Linked DNA regions of Homo sapiens: region 2 is linked to region 1. A link is a loop called in an ENCODE intact Hi-C map of the cell type or tissue named here. Cell type or tissue: PC-3. All regions are shown on one strand. Each heading gives the region's core, and the rest is flanking DNA. Links, peaks and the distances in the headings are about the cores only.

Region 1 (9,901 bases), core at 1,086-9,085:
CCCTAAGAAAATCATTCAGAGAGGCGTGAGTTGTCAGCATTACCCTAACACAGTTAAGGGTAGAGAGATCCACCCCATGGACTCCAATTTCTAAAGGGACTGCGTCTCTGTTGGAGATGAATGCACAAGGAAATCAAGAAAATTGCAACCTAGAGTGATTTGACAATTGAAATGTAATACCAACACCCCTCGCCTTGGTTCAGGGCTCACCAAACACTCTTCATGCTCCCGATGATGTTATGGCTTCCCTTCAGTATCAGGGAGAAAATGGGCTGGTCGTGTCAACTTGAGGATTTAGGACCAAGTGATAGTTATAGTTGTCAGTGTATGGTTACATACTGGCATTTGGGGTTACATGCCCATCTGTGAATATGGTCAGTGTGACTCTGATGTGACATCTGCCTTCAGTGTGCTGACAAGTTCAACTTTCAGAAAGAGAAGAGCTGGTGACCAGACTAAGGTAAAATCCACCTGGGGAGACCTATTGGTCCACACCCTGGTAGCTTCTTCTTGTGATACTCCAACCATTTTGGCTCCTTTCCCATTTAAAATGCTAAAATGATGTTATACCTAGCCAGAAAAAAATGCTCATTGAAATTTAGTCTAATTTTAAAATTTCCTTATTCTTGAATAATCACAAAATAAGTTGTATAGTTAATAAGGGCCAAACAAATTTAGAATATGGAGGATTATAATGTCTTGAGAAATCAAGGGAAGGCCATTTCACAGTAAATGAGAAGTGTTACCTGTAAAATGGATTTAACATCATGCACAAAGATGTGAACATGGAACCTAGTTTCTTGGTATGTACTAATGGCAAAGGAATCCTAATATTTGGAAATGGTAGGAAATATCTATGGGAAGACAGAAAATGCCATAGGGATTTATAGTGAAATGTAAAGCTATAAAATGGATAAAATGTGTGTAATATACAGAGCACAGGTGAGAACAAGAGTGAATAAATACTCTAAGGAAAAACAACTGTGGGTGTTCTGAGGATATATAAACGTGGTTAACAAGAAGTCAATGCTTACATTTTTTAGAACTACTTTTTTCAAACGTGTCCCTCTGTGAGGAGAGGAAAATCATAGTTTTGGCCTAAATTGGTGAATAAATGGACAAATGTCTACACAACTTTTGAGATGCAAGCCCCACCGTGAACCAAAGATGCACTTGATCCTACAACCCTTCTCTGACAACCAGTGATGTAATTTTCACATCTATTATCTCATCTTGCACTCATACACACACAAAATTAAAACAAAGGAGGCACAGATACAATTATCTTCATTTTAGAGATGTGAAACCCAAATATCTAAGAAGGTATGACTTACTAGGCATTTCTCAGCTAAATAGTAAGTGGTGAGTCAAAGCAAGCTCTAAGAGTTGACTTTCCACAGTTCTGCATTCAGTGACATTATGTTTGTGCCTCAAGATTGGCAATGGGAGTATTTGCACATGGAAATTGGCAAACAAACACTGCAAATCAAGAATTCGTGCCCCCCACCCCAAGAGCTGGTTATAAAACATTTGCCACCATGTCACTGACTAGAACACAGGTCCTATAGACAGGGCTTCCATCCACTGGGCCACTCTGCTCAAGATTCAAAAAGTTCAATTCATCAACCCCAGGTGCATTGACAGGAGTCCACGAGTGCCAGAGCAGACGCCTCTAGGCTCATCTCTAACTCTTTACAGAAATTTAGTGTTAATGCCCTTCTGTTAATGATGTGAAGACAGGCTTTTGTGGGGAGAGAAAAAGGCATGTGGACTTCAATAATTGAATGAAAATCAAATAATTTGTGTAACTATAACTTTAAATCTTTGTTTGGCCTACACTGTATAATGAACCTTAACATATTTGGATCCTGGAGTGGATTACCAAATAGTCCACTTAGGTAAATAGACAAGCGTAGCATGCTTAGATATTGATTAACTATCATTTTACTCACTTATCCTTGTAGAACTTATAGGGAAGTCATTTTATTTAAAATTTTAAGATGAGTTGAATATAAACTAATGTTTCTCAAATACTTTTAAGTATTTTACTTTTGTTTGTATTATTTTAAAAATTATAGAATGAATATATTTTTCAAGGTACTTGCCAGAAATGCTACATGGCTTAGTGATGGTCTAAAGAGGAACCAGTGATTTTCAGCTTATTATATTCTTCTAATCTCCTATTACCCAATCTTTAATTGACCATGCCTCTTCCTTCTACAAAGAACTTATGTAACAAAGAAGAGTCCATGAAAACACCAGCAGTACCAAAAAGCATGAAAGGAAGCCAGTAAGAAAAGCAGATTGCAATAGGAATAGGATGATTTGGAAGTCACAATAATTACATTTTCACTTTAACTTAGTTGGTGCTGAAGAAAACAACTTTGCCTGGCCTGGCTGTGAAGCTTACTGTATTTTACACTGAAGTTGGAAGATAGAACATTTCCTTTTTAAGCATTTATCCAAAGATTATGCCATCATGACAAGGCCTGATTTACTCCTAAAGAAGTTATGAGAAAAGGCTCATCAATTATGAGAGTGGCTGGGCACCGTGGTTCACGCAGCACACTGGGAGGCTGAGGCTGGAGGATCACTTGAGCCTAGGAGGTCAAGAAGAGCCTGGGCAATATTGCAAGACCCTATATCTACAGAAAATAAAAAACTAGCTGTGTGTAGTGGTGTATGCCAGTAGTCCCAGATACTCTGGAGGCTGAGGCAGGAGGATGGCTTAAGCCCAGGATCTCAAGGTTACAGTGAGCTATGATTATGCCATAGCACTCCAGCCTGGGTGACAGAGGGAGACCCACCTCTAAACAAAATAATAGTAATACATAAATAAGTAACTGTTCCTAAAGGTAAACTGATTCTGTACAAAAGGAAAGCGGGTAATGCGTATGCAATTGTTACGTGAAAGCTCTCCGAAGGCCTCAAATGATGCATTATTTCTCACAGTCTTATCCTTACCTTTCTTGCAAGTGATCATGACCTCTAGGGGCCCCAAGTTACCTGTAGGTGGCCTCCCATTCTGGAGTGCCATATTTCAAACCATGAAACGTGTGTCAAGCACACCTATGTACAAATGAGAGTAAACTAAAGCATTGCTCTGCCATGTAGAGGGCATCGTACAAAAGGCCAAGGAGTGTTTAATAAGCCTCCTAGGTGAGTTGGAATTAAAGCTAGTCTTGGGTAGAAGCGGTTCAGATGGCTAGTCACTGGTGCTGATTGCATTTCTTCATGGAATGAGAGATGGGGCATAATAACTTCTTAGACATTTTGATCTCTAAAATTACCATCATTCTATGAGCAGTTTGCCATTTTGATAATCAGGAACCCTAGGAACCCTAGCAGTACCTTATCTTTTCCCCAAGGGGAAAGGGCTAGTGGAGAAGGAAGAGGAGAGAAAAAGCTAAGGCGGGGTAGCAGGAGGGAATAAAAGAAAAGATGAGAGAAAGAAGGGAAGTTGTATTATGCTTTTCACTGTGCCAAACAACTAACCCATTTACCCTCACAAGGAGGAACCACATCTGGGGGTTTTCTTCTTTTTCTAAGACCTAACCTCAGCCCCTTAACCATGGCTGTCAATACCTTTCTGGACAATTGGCATTACCAGCAAGTAACTTTTACTGGCAAGCATTGTCGCATTATTTGGGGGATTATGAGGGTGGGTGATGGAGGAGTCCCAGTAGAACCATTATTTAAATTTTGTGTAATAAGTGACCTTAATGGTTGAGATATAATCTGGCTATGGTACAAAGTAAAAACTGGAGACTCTTAATGCTCAAGCCAGAATCCTCTTCAACTGAGAAGAAATAAGACATTCTTTGACACTAGTTTACAGTTCCAAGGTGGGGAGAAAACAAAAAAGAATTTGGTTGAGCTCAAATGGAAAATTTGGTCCAGGGTCCATGAACAAAAGCAAAAGAGAGAGAGAAAAACTTCTTTTGACGAAATAACTTTGGTTAATTTTACTGTGTTAAATGATCTGTTTTCCTATAAATTAGCTTGCTCTTTTAGCTGAAGCTCACTAAAAAAAAATGCAAGTTAATAAAATGCACAACATTTATTGTGCATGCAGCATATCCTGGATTCATGACTTGGAACTCCAAATCAGAACGAGGAATTTGGAACACAAAATATAGAACGAGAATGTACAGAAACCAAGTACAGTTGGCACTTTATAATTACAAGTGGCACAACATTTCGGCAGGGATCCAGGTTTTTTTTTTAATGCATATGACTCAATATGGAATGTTTTTGTTCATGATGTGTAACTACTGCCATTGACAACTGTCCAGGTGCTATAATGTGTACTGAACTAACACAGGCTGGTGACAAATTTTCCTGAGCAATATACAGATACACCTCACATGGCCAAGAAAGGCAAAATACTATGATTAGGATTTGGGTTTGTCTACAAGTATGCACATACTCATACTGTATTTTATAAAGACAGATATATATATGTGTATATGTATTACATATATTACATGTACACACATACATGTTAATCCTAACAAATGCAGTTTATATATTATATATTATATTTTTACATTTATACATATATTACATATATATTAAGCACTGTTTTTGTTAGGATTAATATTTGATGCAGCAAACAGGTCTTAATTGGAAACTTATTTATAGAACTATAAAGAATTAGGTAATTGAATAAAGAAACAACAATTATTTGATCTTCTGACTTCTTTTCTTCCAACCTCCTCTCTTTAGTCCAAGGTTCTTGTGAAACAAGTAACCAGACAAATGTTTGGGTTATGTAGGCATTTCTTACCTAGTTATCTTAAAGTCAATTTAACCAGTATGGTGGGACACCTAATTACTCTGTATTTGTATTTCTGCAATTTTGAGAATTCACAGGTGTCAATCGTGAGGACAGAAAGAATCAATCTAGGAAAAGACATTTGGACTCTTGTTTATTATAGTAGTCCCCTCTTGCTGTGGTTTTGCTTTCTACGGCGTTAGTTACCTGAAGATTTATTAGCATTGTCAGCATTGATCCTATTTTGTCTGCTTCAATTTTGACTTTTAGTGGAATTAATTCACTTCGCTAAATATTGAGTTCCACTAAATATTAATTTAGTGGAGTTAATTTGGACATATTAGTGGAATTTGTGAACATGTATACATTTATACATGTATGTTACTTACATATGGGTGTGTGTGTATATACACACATACAAATATACATATATATTTGACCTGTGGGCATATGTATTTGTATGTATTTAGAGAGATATATGCATATGCATGCAGACAACAGTTTTGATTTGATTTTTATTTAATCAAAGATAATATTTGGAATCATGTCAATCTCCTTATTTTGGAGGCAACAAAACTGGACCCCAGGAACATGTGGAAACTAAGCTGAATTTGCAAAATGTGTGTGTATGGTTTTACAATATAAGTATGTATCCATTTATCTACGTATGTATGTATATATGTATCTACCACTTGATATAGACTTATCTCTATACATATGTATATATACACACAAAATATATAAAATCAAAAAACAAAAAAGTATGAGATAAAATAATTCCACTATACAGATATAGCTACTGTTAATTATGCCAACATATAATTATGTTTAAATTAATAGAACTCTCAAGAATATTGACTATAACTTTTTTTTTTTTTTTTTTTTTTGGAGACAGAGTCTTGCTCTCTCACCCAGGCTGAAGTGCAGTGGATGATCAGGGATCACAACAGCCTTGACATCATGGGGACTACAGGTGTGCACCAACCACACCCGGCTAATTTTTTTTTAATTTTAGTAGAGACAAGGTCTTACTATGTTGCCCAGGCTGGTCTCAAACTCCTGAGCTCGAGGGATCCTCCCATCTCAGCTTCCCAAAATGCTGGGATTACAGGCATGAGCCACCACGCCCAGACAACTTCATTTTTTAAACCATTAATTTGGTACAAAAAAAGATTAACCTTTTTAAATTTTGTATTTCTTTATCTAATATAAAGTTTAAAAGATTAAAAAATCTTTATTAAAAAATTTTATCACTTGTTCATGGCTTTTGCATTATTTTCTATATGGGTTATAAATACTTTTCTCATAATAATTTTTTATGTGATAAGGATAGGCACAAGGGCTTTAATGTTTTTAGTGAAATGTATGACCTTTCTTAATTATTTCTTCCATTAATTTTTACTTTAGAAATATCTTGCTCATTCTTCAGCCATTTACATATTCTCCTATGGTTTCTTCAAAATGTATATGTTAAGGGTTAAATTTTAACCATTAATTCTCTAGGAATTTATGTTGGCATGAGACATTATGTGAGCTCTACCTTAAATTTTTTTCTTTTAATTTTTCTCAACACCATTTTTTATCTAATCCATTATTATCTCCTCATTAAATTTTGGTGTGTTTTTTAGTACATATTGAACTTTTCATTTCTTCTAGAGCTTATTAGTGAATTCTAAATTCTGTGTCATACATTTATTATTGATTCTTGTTTAATATTTTGGTGATTGGGCTGGTGTCTAATACATTTTAGTATCTGCAAGCACAATTCCCAATTCTCTATTTCAATATTTCTATAGTCATCATTCTTATTTATTTATTCTTTCATGTAAATTTGAGGATCACTGTGTCAAGCAAAAATAGTGAAACTGTCATTAAGCATGAGTTAAACCTGTAAGTTAATTTTGGAAACAATATTTTGAGAATATTGACGTTTCTACAAATTAACACTGTATATCTTTCCCACAAAGATTTTATAAGTTTGTGTATTTAAGTACTTCACATTTCTTTTTAAAATTGTTACTACTCTTGCATCATTATAGTTTTACTACTGAGAATGAATATTTCTTTCCTCTAATCTATGGTCCACTCAGTTACTGTTGGTCTGCAAGAAAAAAAGTAGGTCTTTTTTCTTTCATTTTTTTTCTTAAACCCAGTTGCAGTCATAAAAATTTGAAAATTTTACAGTAAAACTTCTTTGATTTTTAGTTGTATTATTTGAAATGCTGTCTTTTCTTTTTCTCCTTATAATGCTACATGTCTTCATGGCTAGAATTCAGAACAATGTTAAGTAATAATTGGGATAAAACACATCCTTATCTCATTCTTTCTTATTAAAGGAAGTGTTTCTAATATTTCACCGCAAGTACTGCAAATATGATGTTGACTTTAATATAGATGTTCTCTATCATGTTAGGCAAGTATATTTCTGAGCCTAGACATTTTTTTTAACCTGCGATAGGTGTTGTGTTACACTGTTCTTGCATTTCTACAAATAAGTGCCTGAAACTGGGTAATTTATATGGAAAAGAGGTTTAATTGGTTCACGGTTCTGCAGACTGAACAGGAAGCATGACACTGGCATCTGCTCAGCTTCTGGGGAGGCCTCAGGGAGCCTTTACTCATGACAGAAGGTGAAGTGGGAGCAGGTATGTCATGTGGCAAAAGCAGGAGCAAGAGAGAGAGTGGGGGGATGTGTCACACACTTTAAACAACCAGATGTCATGTGAACTCAGAGCAAGAGCTCACTTGTCACCAAGGGGATGGCCCAAGCCATTCATGGGGGATCTATCCCTATGATCCAAACACCTCCCACTAGGCCCCACCTCCAACACTGTGCATTACATTTTAACATGAGATTTGGGTGAGGACAAGTAACCAAACTATCAAACTATATCATTGTACCTCTGCCCTCCCAAATTATCATGTCCTTCTCACATTGCAAAATACAGTCATGCCTTCCCAATGGTTTCCCAAAGTCTTAACTTGTTCCAGCATCATCTCGAAAGTCCAAAGTCCAAAATCTTATCTGAGAAAAGACAAGTCCTTCCACCTATTAGCCTGTAAAATAAAAAACAAGTTATTTACGTCCAAGATACAATGTGGGTGCAAGCACTGGGTAAACATTCCCTTCCTAAAAGGGAGAAATCATCCACAAGAAAGGGGCTATAGGTCCCATGCAAGTCTGAAACTCAGCAAGGCAGTCATTGAATCTTCAAGCTCCAAAATAGTCTCTTTTGACTCTATGTCCTTCATCCAGGCCACACTGATACAAGGGTTGGACAACCAAGGCCTTGGGTAGCTTGAGTAGCTCTGCCCCTTTGGCTTTGCAGGGTAAAGTCCCCAAGGCTGCTGTCATGGGCTGGAATTGAGTGTCTGTGGCTTTTCCATGCTAATAGTGCAAGCTGTTGGTGGATCTACCATTCTGGGGTCTGGAGGATGGTGGCCCTCTTCTCACAGCTCCACTAGTCAGTGCTGCAGTGGGGACTCTGTGTGGGGCCTCCAATCCCACATTTTACCTCTGCACTGCACTAGTATAGGTTCTATATGAGGGCTCAGCCCCTGCAGCAGGCTTCTGCCTGGACACCAGTCTTTTCCATACATTCTCTGAAATCTAGGTGAAGGCTTAGCAGCCTTCCACCTGAAAATGTGGAAGCAGCTTTGGAGCTGGTTAATGGGCAGAACCTGGAAGAGTTTGGAAGGCTCAGAAGAAGACAGGAAGATGAGGAAAAGTTTGAAACTTCTTAGAGGGTGGTTAAATGGTTGTGACCAAAACGGCTTGGCAGCCTTCATCACTCTTGCATTCTGTGTGCCTACAGGCTTAACACCACATGTAGGAGGCCAAGGGTAACAGCTTGCATTCTCCACAGGAGCAGCTGTAACTAGGCCCCTTTGAAGCATGGCTGGAACTGAAGTGGTCAGGATGTGGGGAGCGGCATCCCTGAGGCCTCATTGAAGCCTTGAGTCTGGCCCATGAAACCATTCTTCCCTCCTAAGCATCAGGGCTTGTGATGGGAGGGGCTGCTGGGAAGGTCTCTAAAATGCCTTTGAGGCCTTTTCCCCATTGTTTTGGATATTAGCACTTGGCTCCCTTTTAGTTATGCAACTATCTTTACCAAGTGATTGCTCCACAGCCTGTTTGAATTCCTCTCCCACAAAAAGCTTTTTCTTTCTTTACCCTATGGTCAGTTTTCAAAATTTCCAAACTTCTACTCTCTGCTTACTGTTTAAATATAAGTTTCAACTTTAAGTCATTTTTTCAATCTCACATCTGAGCATAGGTTGTTAGAAGCAGCCAGACTACATCTTGAATGCTTTGCTGCTTAGAAATTTCCTCTGTCAGATACCCTAGCTTGTCATTCTGAAGTTCAAACTTCCACAGATCCCTACGCCAGGAACAGAATGCAGCCAAACTCTTTGCTAAGGCATAACACAGGTGGCCTTTGCTCTAGTTCCCAATAAGTACCTCATTTCCATCTGAAACCTCAACAGCCTGGACTTCACTGTCCATATCACTATCAGCATTTTGGTCACAACTATCCAACCAGTCTCTAAGAAGTTTCAAACTTTTCCTCATCTTCCTGTCTTGTCCTGAGCCTTCCAAATTCTTCCAATCTCTGCTTATTACCCAGTTCCAAAGCTGCTTTCACATTTTCAGGTATCTTTATAGCAATGCCCCACTCCTGGGTACCAATTTTCTGTATTAGACCATTATTGCATTGCTACAAAGAAATACTTGAAACTGGATAATTTATATGGAAAAGACATTTAATTGGCTCACGGTGCTGCAGACTGTACAGGAAGCATGGCATGGTCATCTGCTTGGCTTCCAGGGAGGACTGAGGGAGCTTTTACTCATAGCAGAAGGTGAGTGGGGTCAGGCATGTCACATGATGAAAGCAGGAGCAAGAAAGAGTCAGGGAGGTGCCACACACTTTAAACAACCAGATCTCATGTGAACTCAGTGCAAGAGCTCACTTATCATCAAGGCGATGGCCGAAGCCATTCATGAGGGATCTTCCCCCATGATCCAAACACCTCCCACAAGGCCCCACCTCCAATATTGGGGATTATATTTCAACGTGAGATTTTAGTGGGAACAATTGTACAAAGTCTATCAGGTATTCA
Region 2 (9,901 bases), core at 720-8,719, 66 kb after region 1:
AAGGGAGCACCCCAGGAAACAAAAGAATCTGAACTGCTTGAATCCCAGATCTTCCCTCTGACATTGTCTACCCAAATAAGAAGGAACCAGAAAAGCAACTGTAGTAATATGGTAAAACGAGGTTCTTTAACACCCCTGAAAGATCATACCAGCTCACCAGCAATGGATCCAAACCAAGATAAAATTTCTGAGTTGTGAGAAAAAGAATTCAGAAGGCCCATTATTAAGCTAATCAAGGAGGCACCAGAGAAAAGTGAAGTCCAACTTAAAGAAATAAAAAACACGATACAGGATATGAAAGGAAAATTCTTCAGTGAAATAGACAGCATAAATTTCAAAAAAATCACAACTTCTGGAAATCAAGGAGAATGGAAATGCAGAATGCCCAGGAAAGTCTCAGCAACAGAAACAAACAAGCAGAATAAAGAACTTCAGAGCTTGAAGACAAGGCTTTAGAATTAACTCAATCCATTAAAGACAAAGAAAAAAGAATTTAGAAAAAATGAACAAAGCCTCCAAGAAGTTTGGCACTATATTAAACATTCAAACCTAAGAATAATCGGTGTTCCTGAGGTAGACGAGAAATCCAAAAGTTTGGAGAGCATATTTGAGGGAATAATTGAGGAAAACTTCCCTGGCCATACTAGAGATCTAGACATGCAAATATAAGAAGCTCAAAGAACACCTGGGAAATTCGTCGCAAAAAGATCATGGCCTAGGCACATAGTCATCAGATCATCTAAAGTCAAGATGAAGGAAAGAATCTTAAGAGCTGCACGGCAAAAGCCCCAGGTAACCTATAAAGGAAAATTTATCAGATTAACAGCAGATTTCTCAGCAGAAACCCTACAAGCTTGAAGAAATTGGGGTCCTATATTTAGCCCCCTTAAGCAAAGCAATTATCAGCCAAGAATGTTTTATCCAGCAAAACTAAGCTTCATAAAAGAAGGAAAAATACAGTCTTTTCCAGACAAACAAATGCTGAGATAATTTGCTACTACCAAGCCAGCACTACAAGAACTGCTAAAAGGAGCTCTAAATCTTGAAACAAATCCTCAAAATACACCAAAATAAAATCTCTTTAAAGCATAAATCTCACAGGACCTATATAACAATAACACAGTGAAAAAAAAAAAAACAAGGTATTCGGGCATCAAACAGCATGATGAATAGAATAGTACCTCATGTATCAATGATAACATTGAATGTAAGTGGCCTAAATGCACCACTTAAAAGATACAGAATAGTAGAATGAATAAAAATTAATCAACCAAGTTTCTGCTGTCTTTAAGAGACTCACCTAACACATAAGGACTCACACACACTTAAAGGTAAAGGAGTTGAAAAAGATGTTACATGTAAATGACACCAAAAGTGAGCAGAAGCAGCTATTCTTATATCAGACAAAACAAACTTTAAGCAATAGCAGGTAAAAAAAACAAAGGGGAACATTATGTAAGGGCAAAAGAACTAGTCCAACAGGAAAATACCACAATTCTAAATATGTATGCCCCTAACATTGGACCTCTCAAATTTATAAAACAATTCCTACTAGACCCAAAAAATGAGATAGATGCCAACACGATAATAATGGTGGACTTTAATACTCCACTGACAGCACTAGACAGATCATCAAGACAGAAGGTCAACAAAGAAACAATGGACTTAAACTATACCCTACAACAAATGGACTTAACAGATATTTACAGAACATTCTACCCAACAACGGCAGAATGCACATTCTATTCATCAGCACACGGAACATTTTCCGAGATAGACCATATGATAGGACACAAAGCAAGTCTCCATAAATTTAAGAAAATTGAAATTATAGCAAGTACTCTCTCAGACCACAGTGGAATAAAATTGGAAATCAGTTCCAAAAGGAACCCTCAAAACCATGGAAATCCATGGAAATTAAATAACCTGCTCCAGAATGGTCATTGGGTTACAATGAAATCAAGATGGAAATTAAAAAATTCTTTGAACTGACAAAGGACTCTGACAAAGGACTAATATCCAGAGCCTACAAAAAACTCAAATGAATTAACAACAAAAAAATGAATTAACAACAAAAAAAATCCCAAACAATCCCATCAAAAAGTGGGCTAAGGACATGAATAGACAATTCTCAAAAGAAAATATACAAATGGCTGACAAGCATATGGAAAAATGCTCAACATCACTAATTATGAGGGAAATGAAATCAAAACCACAATCCAATACCACCTCCCTCCTGCAAGAATGGCCATAATAAAAAAAAATAGATGTTGCCATAAATGCGGTGAAAAGGAACACTTTTACACTGTTGATGGGAATGTAAACTAGTGCAACCACTATGGAAAACAGTGTGGAGATTCCTTAAAGAACTGAAAGTAGATTACTGTTTGATCCAGCAATCCCACTACAAGGTATCTACCCAGAGGAAAAGAAGTCACTGTATGAAAAAGATACTTGCACAAGCACGTTTATAGCGCACAATTTGCAGTTGCCAAAATATGGAACCAGCCCAAATGGCCATCATACACACACACACACACACACACACACACACACACACCATGGAATACTACTCAGACATAAAAAGGAATGAAATAATGGCATTCACAGCAACTTGGATGGAATTGAAGACTATTATTCTAAAGTAAGTAACTCAAGAACAGAAAACAAAACATCATATGTTCTCACTCACATGTGGGAGCTAAGCTATGAAGACGCAAAGGCATAAAAATGATACATTGGACTTTGGGGACTCAGGGGAAAGGGTAGGGGGTATTGAGAGATAAAAGACAACACATTGGGTACAGGGTACACTGCTCGGGTGATGAGGGCACCAGAATCTCAGAAATCACCACTAAAGAACTTATTCATGTAACCAAACACCACCTGTTCCCTAAAAACCTATTGAAATAAAAACATTAAAAAAATTTTTAAAGACCAATCTTAGCCTCTATAATAGTGATGTTATCTATAGAAGCAACTGGGGAAGTCACAGATTACGTGACCTCTGGCCACATGACTCCTGAGGGATAAAGGATTGTAGAAACTACATTCATTTTGCCAGGTGTGGTGGCTCATGCCTGTAATCCCAGCACTTTGGGTAGCCGAAGCGGGCAGATCATGAGGTCAGGAGTTTGAGACCAGCCTGACCAACATGGTGAAACCCTGTCTCTACTAAAAATACAAAAATTAGCTGGGCATGGTGTCATGTGCCTGTAATCCCAGCTACTCAGGAGGCTAAGGCGGGAGAATTGCTTGAACCGGGACCCGGGAGGTGGAGGTTGCAGTGAGTCCAGATGGCGCCAATGCACTCCAGCCTGGGCTACAGAGCGAGACTCCATCTCAAAAAGAAAAAAAGAAAAATAAATAAATAAATAAACTACACTCATTTAAGCAGAATTTAGCCTCCTCCCATAATCCTAACCTTGTGGCCTTTCATTAGTTTTATAAAGGCAGTTTCCTCTTGGGAAGCACTATTATCATTCTTGTTTTTAAAGTTAAACTATAAACTAAATTTCTCCCAAAGATAGCTTGACCTGCACCCAGGAATAACCAAGGACAGTTTAGAAGTTAGAAGCAAGATGGAGTCAACTATGTCAGAATTCTCTTACTTTCATAATTTTGCAAAGGTGGCTTCATTAAAGAAGAATAAGGTTTTAATATATTTTTGATTGGTGTTCCAAAAGGAGCAAATGAAGGGGTATCAATATTTAAGAATATTTTACCAAAAGCTGATGAAAGATAAATTCATGTCTACAGAAACTGATGTCCCAAGGCAAAAAAAGGAATCCATCTATTAATACACACTTTGTTGTAAGATTAAAGTACAACAATACCAAGAGAATACCTTTAAAGCAGCCTGTGAGGAAAAACAAAAATAAAAAAAAAAAGATCATCAATGTGAAATGACATTTAGATTGACAAATTTAGACAGTTCCCAAATTATGGTGACTTGACTTACAATTGTTCTGCTTCATAATGGTGATGAACCAATGTGCATTCAGTATGTTCCTTGACTTGTGATGAGATTATGTCTGCACAAACCATCATAAGTTGAAAATATCCTAAGTCAAAACTGTGTTTTCAACTAGGATATTTTCAGTTTATCTAACCCCCATTATGATGTAACCCTATCAAAAATTGAGGAGTATCTTCCACTGTTCAATATGTTGAGGGAAAACACTTGTCAGACTAGAATCGTGTATTCAGAAAAAGTGAATGTTTAAGTATGACTGAAATAAAGACATTTTCAGGTAAGTGTCTTGTCATGAGCCCTCTCCCATCATCTCATCTGTTTTGCTTTGCCCTGTGTCTTCCCTAATCCATCCACCTTTTCACTCCCTTTGGAACCCAAGGGCACAGTTCTCTTTCACCTGGTAACCTCTGTGCTGCACATCCCATCTACTCCCCCACTGTCCAAAGACAAAATTACAACAATTTAGTTTAAAGATCTGAATTGTCTTTATTTGATATTCCAGAATCAGGCAACACTTTGTTCCATAATAAATGTTCCAATAAGTGTAGCACAGGAGATTAGTTTTATATTCGGAGAGGGGCTGAAGAAAGCAGGAACAGGAAGCAAACTGTGAATTGGTCATTTCAAAGTTACTTTAATGTGGGAACAGGAAAACAGAAGAATAGAGAAATAATTGATTTGTTAACATTAGGTTACTCTTTTTTTGTAAGGACTAAAGGCAATGGGGAACTTCATTAGCATGCCATTGAAACTGGCCTGTTTGGGAAATTTGGATTTGATCTCTCTCTCCTGATTTCTCCGAAGACCAGATAACTCAGTTTTGGTTTGGTGAAGAAGAACCTCAGAATTAATGACTCCATTTTAGTTTTTAGTCTGGTCTGTTGGGGCTAGTGCAGGAGCTTAGCCCACAAGAATGGCCTCCTTTAATTTTTATTTAATGCTTATTTAAGTGATTTTACTCTCCCTTGGGGGCACCACATCACTCAAAGGAGCTCAATCCCCCAAAACCACGTGTCTCTCGGTTAGGAGAAGCACTGGCCAGCTCCCCAGAGCTCCTGAGAGCTTCCTCTCCACTGCTGCACCCACCTCTCCCCCATCATACTCAGTTTCTGGTCACTTGAGGTCAGGTTGTCCAGTAGAAGCCTCCACCTTTCCCTGGACAGACTTCCTAGAGCTTGTTCTTATCCACTGAGGATGTCGGGACCAAGCTCACAGCCTTCCTCTTCCTGGTTCCTGCCGTCGACTCAAGTGACTTCAGGTTGTGCAAGGGCAACAGACTCAGTCTCTTCATCTCAAACATTTTCACCTTTAATGCACATCAGCCTCCCCTAGGCAGGGTTAGAGCCCAGGCCATCGCCTAACACCCCTTTCCTTTTGGTCATTTGTCTTTCCCTCTGTCTTCCTCCTTCATCTTCACGACATTTATCTGAGTCACTTGCATGACACTGAAGGTGAGCACCTCCTTATATTTTGCTCCCACAGGCTTTCTACCTGCCTCACTGTGCCCTGGCCACCATCCTGTTTCAGCTGCATTGTCAGTCTCATTCAAAATCAAGCCAACTGTGCACGAGCTCTGCTCCTCTGTCTCCTGCTGGAGATAGATCAGATAATACAACTGCATGTGTTGGATTCACTGAAAGTTAAAGATTTCTACCCAGAAATGAGTGTCCTGCTTCTGGGTGTGGTGGTGAACTCATGCTGCCACTCCTGAATGTGGCTGTGTCCATCCTCTCACTCCATGCATGGGCCTTCATGTCCCGCAGAAAGTTGTACCCCTGCTTTGCTGAAAAGTAGACACTTTCTGTCGGGAAGTTCATTAGCTTCTTTCCTTTTACACCTGCACACTCGCCTGTGGAGGATGTCTATCCTTCTCTCTATCAGCATGGTCTGCATCCACAGCCTTAGACAGTGACGATCCCTTCCTTTAGAGTGTCCTCCCGGTGGGTGTTCTGCCTGCCACTCCTGTCCCTCCCCGCACTTCCCACCTGCTAACTGTGCTCTCTCAGCTCCTCCAGGGACAGTGATTTTCAGGTTCCGTGGCTGAACAGTTTCTCTCCCCACTCAACACACTTTGGCTAGGTAATTTAATCTCCCCATAATTCCAATTACCATTCTTATGCTGATTGCTGTAAGTTCATATTTCAGGCCTAAATCTCTCCATCTTTCCATCTCAGTTTTCCCTTTGCCGCTGTTTGCTCCAAGGATACTTATCTTCTGGACCACACAGCTCAAGTCCACACATGCTACTGTTTCCGCTGGGAACCTCTTCTTCCTCATTCCCCTCCCTTCACCTACACAACTGGAACTTCCAGTTCTGAGAAAATTTCTTCAATCCTTCAATTGTATACCTCTGAGTCACATGCCTCTTCTGTTAGCACTTCCTATGCTTAGGAAATTGCATCCCTCTGTGAGAGTACTCACTCATCACTGTGTGACCTGTATTATTTCCTCACCAGGGCCTAATTTCTGCGGGGAAAGGCAAATGTTCTGTACCTACAATAATGCTGCCTTCATAATAAGCATCCCCTAGTCATTTCGAAGGCAATGGATAAACAAGTGAACAAATGAACTTACTAGCTGTGTGGCTTTCACACCAGCAGGAAAATGCTCCTTTCTGATAAGTAAAAGGACCCTGTGATCTTTAAATGAGTAACGATGAGTTTTGAAGGTGTTTTGTGAGTAACACAATTGCTTTATACATATGACGTGAAATATGACATTGCTATGTTTGCCTTTGAAGGAGATAAGATTTTTTTCATAATATCATGATTCGTGATGACACCATCATTTTTAAAGTTTTTCATTTTGAGCCCATGTAGCCAGGTAGTTGGAAAATTGAACCACAGAATGATTCAATAACAAATTATCCAATCCTTTTTTCTAGAATGTTTAATAATAATCTGGAAAGCTGTGCTCTACAAATCATAGTAGAAACAGCCCCATGTGTGAATCATTAATGGTTATTTTTATTTAATAAATGCTTGTAAAAAAGATTTTAAGTTTTATAAGACAAAACTCAATTTTCTTCAATTTTAAGAAAATAAAACCTAAGTCGATTAAAACTGGAAGAGATAAGTGTTATGTTTACCAACTCAAATCTATTTTATGATGTGGTTATTTTAAGAATCATTGAAACGTTGTTTTAATTCTTTGCAGTTTAGATTTAATGTGCCGTGAATCTTAGTTCAGAAATTTTACAACTGATTCTATTTGACTTTTTTATGAGTCAGTTGCTTGTACATATTGTTAACAATCTTTTTCATATGATGTTTTTCATTTCTTTCCATTAAAATACTCTATGAAAAGAACTTTTAAATCCAAAATTTTATATAAAAGGGATTGGATTAGGAAATGCCCTTTTATTTGTTATAAGAGTAACAATGTATTTTTTTTGTTTGTTTTTTCTGAGATGGAGTTTCACTCTTGTTGCCCAGGCTGGAGTGCAATGGCACAAACTGAGCTCACTGCAACCTCTGCCTCCCGGGTTCACGTGTTTCTCCTGCCTCAGCCTCTCAAGTAGCTGGGATTACAGGCATCAGCCACCACACCCAGTTAATTTTTGTATTTTTAGTAGAGACGAGGTTTTGTCATGTTGGCCAGGCTGGTCTCAAACTCCTGACCTCAGGTGATCCACCCTCCTTAGCCTCCCCAAGTGCTGGGATTACAGGCATGAGCCATCGCACCTGGCCTGAGTTCTTTTATTGAGTACTTATTATTGCTGAGGAAGGTACAGCTCCTTCTCTGCTATCATTTACTAAGGAAAATCAATTTGGAGTTCTCAAGAGAAACACGTCATTTTTAACTATAAGTCAGATGATAGTATAGAAAGGTATAAATAAATAAAGTACTTTGGAAGGAAGAAAACATAGCTGTTAATCCTGCCTGAGGATATTGGAGAGTCTTAAGAAGTGGCTACTTTTAGAAAGATTCCTAAATGAAAGAAAGACATTTTAAAAATGACTAAGAAGAAGGGCATTCCAGATATAGGAAATTTCTAGAATTAAGGTATGACGTAAAAGGATGTGATATGTTTGTAAGAAAATAAATAAAGCATTATGCCTAGAGCAGTAGTTCTGGAACTTCAGTGTGCCGGAGGATCATGGGGCAGGCTTATGAATCACAGAGCTGGCTGAGTTGGCGTAGGGTGGGGCCTGAGAATGTGCATTTCTAACAAGCTCTTAGGTGCAGTTATAGTTGTTCTGGGTGGACTGCCACTAGACTAGAAAAAAGTTGATATTGTCTAAAGAGTTTTGGAAGACCAGGTAAGAAAAAAAAATGTTGTAGTCAATTATAAAGATACTGAATATCTACGCTCAGAGATTTTTGGTTTGTTTTAGCTCATGGGGAAAAACAGGGTTGAATCTATTTTATAACAGGTTGGAGTTGAAAGAAGCTGCAAGCCATTGAAATGAAGTTTCCCTAGTAATAGAAAGATGATGAGATAGCCATAAAGGACACACCATTGACAGGGACCTGTGGTCTTTTGACTTTTGAAAATGGAAGGAAGAAAGTAGTTTGTGTGCCTTAGCATTGGTGGTTGCCTGGGCGTGTGGCCATTCACTGAGTTAGCAACCCCAGGAGCTGCACCTCTGGACTAGGGTGGGTTCATGGCAAGAGGGAGAGACGGCGAATGCCTTACGATTGGCTTTAATGTGCTGCAGCCACCCCAAGGGCAGGGCCAAGGAGTTACTTGGAAATTTGTGTTTAGATTTCAGAAGAGTTGGAAGGAGAGGTTTAAGGAACATACATGTCAGAAAGAAGAGAAGTCAAGAGAAGGTGAAAATTTCCAGGGAAATATTGGGAGCAGGCAGAGGAAACAATTAAGAAGGAAAGCTGAGAACTACCTGAAATTTACAGGGAAGAATCCAAGGACAGTTGCAGAGCCTGGAACTTTCCAAATGTTGTTAAAATGTATTGGCACTTAGTGTTTTGAGACAAAACAAATTTTTCTGTGCTTGCTATCCATAAAATTTAGGGAATTTTCCTAAAATCTGGCATCAATGTACTTCTCGCCCCTTATTCTGTTGAATATTAACATGTTATTCTGTTTATGGACTTGCTATAATACATTCCATTTAAAAATCCATGCAAATTCAAGTATGGACTTATTGTGTATTTTGACTTTCATCTATTTCAATGGCAAGTAAAACTTTAAAAAATTACCTGGCCTCTTTTACCTACTTTGCTTTTAGAGACTTGTGGGAAGACGTGGGTTATGATTAATTTGAGAGTTTTTAGATATGGTCTACGCATGTATAGTACAAGAAACTTAATCAAATGCTAAGACTAAGGCTAAAATCAAACTCTGGGATTTGTTAAGTTTTTCTTGATGATTTGAAAATGTCCAAATGAATGAGCATCTGATCCCTTCAGGAAGCCTGGTGATACAAGGGAGAATTATTCACTCAGAACGAAAGCTCCAGAATGCGTTTGGAGCAGTTGGAAGCAGATACAATTACATCAGGTGAAGTTCTTTTATGACTGCTGGAGTTGCTCCGAGGTGAAAGAGAAAATGCAGAAACTTGGGGCTCCAGATGGCAGGAGATCTATTTTTAGGCCAATAGAAACTTATATTTGGTTGGGTCACTTAATAGAATGAGTAGCAGAAGTGTGTTGAAAAAGTAATTTATACCTGCATTTGAAAGAGTTTAGCACAGAGCAGATGGTAGCAGGTGCCATGGGAACAGCCTAGGTCAGCCAGCAAGTAGGAAAAAAAAGGTAGAAGAGCAAATATTTTAGTGACAAGTTACTCAGAAAGTTTGGTTTTCCCTAATCCTTCCTGAGATATTTATAAGTAAAAAGTGGAAGTCACCAATATACAGGAAGCTTCATTCTGTCCTGAAAAAAGATAAATTCCTTGCAACTATTACATATCAATAAAAGAAAACATGAAAAAATTCTTATGTAAGTCAATTATTTAGATTT

What was found. A loop is a pair of places that touch in the nucleus more often than their neighbours do. Peaks named below come from ENCODE experiments on the same cell type or tissue, not always from the same donor. Only the 100,000 strongest peaks of a DNase experiment are listed, where the experiment ranks them.
Region 2: it touches region 1 in a loop (5-fold over the local background); 2 of 110 quality-filtered maps call a loop at or near these places.

What each region holds. Positions count from the first base shown.
Region 1 is chr7:41,287,036-41,296,936 of GRCh38, reverse strand. No RefSeq gene overlaps it. Among named protein-coding and RNA genes, the nearest start is that of LINC01449, 190 kb to the right of the region's middle. In PC-3, for the core only: no CTCF peak of the experiment used is centred there; a DNase peak (open chromatin) is centred at 4,226; H3K27ac peaks cover 784 bases.
Region 2 is chr7:41,221,044-41,230,944 of GRCh38, reverse strand. No RefSeq gene overlaps it. Among named protein-coding and RNA genes, the nearest start is that of LINC01449, 120 kb to the right of the region's middle. In PC-3, for the core only: a CTCF peak has its summit at 4,368; DNase peaks (open chromatin) are centred at 6,314 and 8,064; H3K27ac peaks cover 4,406 bases.